Linked DNA regions of Mus musculus: region 1 is linked to region 2. Evidence: chromatin loops called from intact Hi-C (ENCODE). Cell type or tissue: heart. All regions are shown on one strand. Links, peaks and the distances in the headings refer to the core of each region. The heading gives the core; the rest is flanking DNA. Region 1 holds the start of Crbn (cereblon). Region 2 overlaps Cntn4 (contactin 4).

The links. Peaks named below come from ENCODE experiments on the same cell type or tissue, not always from the same donor. Only the 100,000 strongest peaks of a DNase experiment are listed, where the experiment ranks them.
Region 1: it touches region 2 in a loop (15-fold over the local background); 21 of 42 quality-filtered maps call a loop at or near these places.

What each region holds. Positions count from the first base shown.
Region 1 is chr6:106,798,676-106,801,548 of GRCm38, forward strand. Crbn (cereblon) reads right to left here and starts at 1,412. Exons shown (of 11, transcript NM_175357.3): 1 at 1,316-1,412. The coding sequence starts at 1,382. In heart, for the core only: no CTCF peak of the experiment used is centred there; a DNase peak (open chromatin) is centred at 1,406; H3K4me3 peaks cover 1,470 bases; H3K27ac peaks cover 673 bases.
Region 2 is chr6:106,662,242-106,665,159 of GRCm38, forward strand. It overlaps Cntn4 (contactin 4), which reads left to right. Exons shown (of 26, transcript NM_001109749.1): 17 at 332-452. Among named protein-coding and RNA genes, the nearest start is that of Il5ra, 85 kb to the right of the region's middle. In heart, for the core only: a CTCF peak has its summit at 1,716 (motif pointing right); no DNase peak of the experiment used is centred there.

The DNA of each region.
Region 1 (2,873 bases), core at 1-2,500, 140 kb after region 2:
TACAGAAAAGGTGCTTTCTATGCACTGGCCCTGCACCCAGCATTTCTTCTTCTGTCTACACTACCACCAAGGAACACATTCACACCTGAAGCACACCTTCTGAGGCAACAAACTGAAACCTGAAATTATTTCTTCACACCCCACACAAAAAAGTTCCTAACTGAAATGACTAAGGATGCACGGTTTCAACAATGTAGGACTAACCTAGTCCACAAATGAACCCTAAGTGAATCTCCATCACAAGATTTTCAAATCCCACAATAATCCCTACCCATGAAAATCACAGCAGGAGTTGGAGACATAGCTCAGAGGATTTGGGAGTGCCTGGTATCCAATCCAGCAAAAAACACAAACCCAGTACACCCAGCAGCAGTTGCTTATATGGCTCTAAATGAACTGCACCTGTGATTGTAATTATTCTCAATAGCCTTATCCTAACTGTGACCCTCCTAAAAGTAGCCGACTGATGTTTTTCCTACAAACAAGGTTAACAGACTGCATGGCTTTTAACTACAACCAAAAGGCTCTGGCAATAGTCTGTGTTTCTACAGCATTCTAAGAACAGTCCGTACCACTAGTTCATCCACTTTCAGCATTCAATACTGCAACATAAGTTGTCATAAACCATAAAGGCATAAAGTAAGCAGGAGAAATCGGTAATACCGTTCTCCTGAGTACCCTAAAAGTAGGCATATTATTTGCAGACCTGAGAAAAACCGCTAAATAACTACCTCCACAGAGAGATAGCTAAGAGATACCAGCTGTGGTGGCAGATCAGTACACCGCGCAGCCCTATCTGCAACTGTGTGACCTTCCACGTCACTGGATGGTATACATTTAACAACCCGTCGATAAGTTTCTCCTCCATAAGCAAGGCTCTGGACAGATGACAGGTGTAATAATAAAAGCAGAAATGCACGCAAAGCATTCACTGCGGGGCCCACGACGTGCAAATGCCTACTGCATGTTAGCTGTCAGTCTTATGAGAAAGCAGATGAGCAGGAAAAGTAACGGCTGCTAATGTCACCCGGTTCTCAACTTCGCCTACTCCCACAAAATTTTCAGGGAGGCCGGCTTGGGAGAAAGATGGAAAGGAATGGGGGTCCCTGCTCTGGGAAACCAAAGTCCGTGGCCCCAACATCCCCGACAGCCCAGGAGACAGGCCGGGAGGAAAGCGCAGAGCTGCGGAGGGCGAGGCTCACACGGGAGGCTTCCCACCGGCCGCTGCGCCCGAGTAGCTGTCCCCGTCCTCCCTGCGGGATCGGCCCCGGTCCTCGGTCTCCACCCACGGCCAGGCGCCCGTCCCGGAGGTTACCAGGCAGAAGCGGCAGGTGGTTTCCCATGTTGTGCGCAGCGTCCTGCTGATCTCCCTCGCCGGCCATGTCTGTTTACCCGCAAAGGAGCCTGGGAAAGGGCGGTGCCGGCACGCAGGGGGAGGGTCTGCGATACGCCGCCGCCACGCTCCCGGGCCACAGCGCCCCCTGGCGGCTCCAACGAGGCGAGCCGAGAGCGGCACAGCGGAGCCAAATGAAGAGGACCATCTTTAAGGAGGACAAGAAACCCAAAGTTATCCATGACCCACTGACCCCACACAAGTTACACAGCTCCCTTCTCAGCCACAAAGACGTTTTGACAGGTGGGAAACCCAAGTCTGTGTTTTTAGTGTCCACTTGGAGCAAACACGTCCTTATACAGCATCCTCTTTTGTCTGGAAGTATGGACTGTTCCAGGGGCCGTTGGAATATAGCAGATTTTTAAAACGATTTCAGTAGCCCTCGGATATAGCCCCAAATTAACATGTATCAGTATGAAGCAAAGATTTGCAAGGACAAAAAAGGCTGATAATCACCTGGAAAATAAAACTGTCAGTATATAAACTAGCCTAGTCATAATGGCTTCACTAAGAGAAAAATGGATCAATGTATGGTAAAAAACAATTACAACATGCTAAAAGAAAGAGAATTGTCTAGCACTGGAGTTGTGGATGGATTTTTTTTTTCCAATTTTAAGAGTGTATACAATATATTTCTAACACGTTTTCACTGAAGAAAAGAAAATAATGGAATGACAAACGATATCTAAAGAAGGAAGTAGTGGTAGTAGGCAGAGAATAAGAGGAAGGAAAAAAAAGTAAACTAATGAATCTGAGGTTTGAAGACATTTTTACCCCAAGAAAAAAATGCTGCATTAAAAAAAAATTCACAACCCAAAAACACGTTGGAATGGTAACTGGATCCGATAGGCGTTTCCTATGGTGACCAACACATAGGCCAGATTAGACCAGATTAAAAGTAGGTAAAGGCATAGTTATCAGGAGGCAGCTCTAAGGGGAGTTCGCTGGTCTCACAGGTGGAGGTCAGTGAAGTCAAACACCCAGGTTTAAGCAACGTGACTTTATAGAGTTTTGGTGAGGAGTGATTACTTGTTGGTTAGGAGATGGGGTTGTTGCCCATACCTGGTTAAAAACTGATCCCCTGGCAGCCACTCTTGGGTGGGTTCCAGGAAATGCTGACATGTTAGCCCGGAGTTTTCTCCAAGACAGAGGTGGAGTTTTCACTCCGCGGTTGGGGATCAGGGAAGGAGAGTAGACTGGGTTTCCCAGCTTGTACAGGGGAAGAGCAGGGGTTCAGCCTAACACTATCAATTCCATATCACTCAGCCTTCTGTCCCTGAGTCACTCTGGCCTTGGCCAAGTCACTTTTATATCCCCAGGACTCAGTTTACCCAATGTTAAAACCAGAACGCAAATGTCCCAGATGTATTCCCTTTAATAGCATATACAATATTGATGCCTTTTATGATCGAGTTAAAAACAGCTGCATGAGCCATTGTAATGAGTTAAGGTGTTTTTCTCGCTAGTAAGAGGACAATTC
Region 2 (2,918 bases), core at 278-2,777:
ATAATGCTAGTACAGGAAATAGGCTGAGAAACAGGCTGAAGGGAACCCATAAGGCTCGATCAAAAGCTGCATTGTGTAACTTTGAGTGATGCCAGGACGGGTAGCAGACTGATCCAGACACCTGAGCTCCTGTTGAAGATAAGCTCTCTGACAACATTGGTGTTCTTATCTCTCAGGCTGGCTCCCCTAGTTCTAATAGCCGTGGCATGCATCACTAATGTTCTCATCAGCTGGTGTAAAATAAATCCATTAGTCATAGTGTCCTTCATGTGATAATGATATTTAGGGCTCATTAAAAAGTAATTGTAGCCACTTTCCTCTACTTTATCAGCAGGATTCAGCTGGTGATTTGATGATCCGAAACATCCAACTGAAGCATGCTGGGAAGTATGTCTGCATGGTCCAAACAAGTGTAGACAAACTCTCTGTTGCTGCGGACCTGATTGTAAGAGGTATCCAACTTTTATTTTTATTTCTTATTGCTTGCTTTTTGCCCTTTCAATATTTATATGGTATGTACTCTACCACAGCAACATAAAACCTCAGTGGTTTTGAATTATGTTAAAACAGCATAAGTTAACCATAGTGCATAGTGATTAACAGTCTATATAAATTTTCTGCACATGTATTTTTCATGAAAAAAAATGGATAACCAGAAAGTACACTGAGAAAGTCCAGTTCTCATGTTGAATTGGATGCCCAAGTTATGACTACTGAGTTGACAGGTGTTCTAGAATAACTTTAGATTAACAAAAACCATTAGTTTGAAAAGTAATTCAACTAGCCCTTTTGTGTTTCACCCGAACTGAACCGTGTTAGTGTTTTAGGCGAGTAGTGTAACAGAGGCTTAAGTAAACTCCTTTCCCCTAAAATTATTGGGGCTGTGTTTACTACTCTGGAGACAGTAGGATCTCAGAGAATGGAGTTGACAAATGAGGCAAACCAAAGGACTCACACAATAGCCAACTTTATTCAGTGCATCAGACAGCTTATACTCTGAGAGTTGGAAAATGTCACCTAAGTAAAGTTCTCATGGGTTCAAGCTGTATTCAATCACAAGGACAAGTCACACATGGCAAAAATATTTTTTTTCCATAGAAGCATATAAACATTTAATTGAATAACACCAACAAGCAATAGTGAGAAATCTGAAGTAAACCCATTCCTATATGCTACACCTTGGAAAACACATTCTAAGAACAATTTTTGTTGAAGACGCTGAGGTCACAAGACTCTTTTGTTGTTGTTGTTGTTGTTGTTGTTGTTGTTGTTTTGTTTTGTTTTTCTTGGAGTGTTCTCACAAGCATCCAGGATTCTCTTAACACAATTGGATTCCTGGTCCATGTTCCTTGGTTTTAAAATATAACTTGATAAGGAGACAAACACCAACTTGCTTGGGATGTAGTGAATAGAAGCGCATTTCCTTACTGAACATTGACCCTGAGGAGACTCTTATGACTAACTTAAACTGTGCAGAGATGACTACCGTAAATGAGTCCACTAGCTGGAGAAAACTCCAGAATTCAGATCAGCTTATAAAAGAAATGTAAGGTTTTAAGATATTTTTAAAGAGGAACTTGCTTCCAACTCACAATCTTCTTGCCTCAACCTCTTGAATGCTGAAGTTTACAGATGTGTGCCACCACCATCTAAGTAACCAACAGCAAAAAGAAAATGGGAGTTGTCGGGTACATGCAGTACTCTTAGAGACCTGAAGAGGGCGGGTGATCCCAGTGATTTCCCCAGGAGTAAGAGATGGTTGTGAGCTACTGTAAGATTTCGGAGATTTGAGCATGGGTCCTGCGAAGAGCAGCCAGTGTTCTTAACCATTGAGCCATCTCTAACCCATCAAAAGAAAAGAAAATTCAATGGAAGTTAAAAACTCTGTGAAACTGTGTACCCAACAGGTTTTTGTCGGTTTGTCTATCATTTAAGTCTTAAACTTGCAATCAGGCTGAAGGCATAACTGCATTGTATAGCATTTGCCCAGCCAGCATTAAAGCCTTGGGCTCCACACCCAACTCTGCTAAACAAAGGAGCAAACAAACAAAAGCCAACCCAGAGCATCAAGATAATCTCAGGCCCCCAAACTCATTAATCAGGATCCCTAATGTTGGTGATGGAGATTTTTGGCTGGCCACCTGAGCCTAAAATACAAACCCTGGCTCAGGATCAGAGGCAGGGTGAATCTGAGTGCACAGGGAATAAGCTATTTTGAGAATCAATACAAAGTGTTGCTGTATGCCCTGAGCAGATGTGAGGGGGAAATGCACAGGAATTAGCAACTCAATTGTCAAGAGAGGTTAAAGAAATACTGCATTCTCATTATGGCTGCTTTAGCTGCCTGTTAATTGCCTTAAAAGAACAAGAACGTGAGCCATAAAGTTAAAGGTCAGATAAAAAAATTGAATATTATATTTTCAACTTAGGTAGATCTGCCCACAGAATAATGTATAGAAATGTGTTTATTTCCATTTTAAAAACACACCAGAGCTGATCTACTCTCCCCTTAGGGACAAAGGAATTCTGTTGCTGGTAATTTATCCTCTACTTAATTAGGATAATGTTCAGATCAGCAGTTTAAAAACCAATAAATTAGACTAATAAATATTTAAATCAGTAGTACTTGAAGTTCTTAAATGATATTGTATACTTCATTTCCCAGAAAATAGCATTGCATACCAAAAGGAATTTGCAAACGCAGTCTAAAAGAAACTCTAGCCTAATCAGTTAATAAGGCCAATAAATTAATATGACACTTAAAGCCACAATCTTTCATCTTATCTCCTCCTGCTCTGTCCTTGCATCTTTCATCCACATTGCTGTGAGGAGACAGAAATGTATTCCACTGCCCTTAAGAGGTTTTTATATTTAGAACGAGTATGGGTTTGTATGTTGACTCTGGAACCTTTAATTCC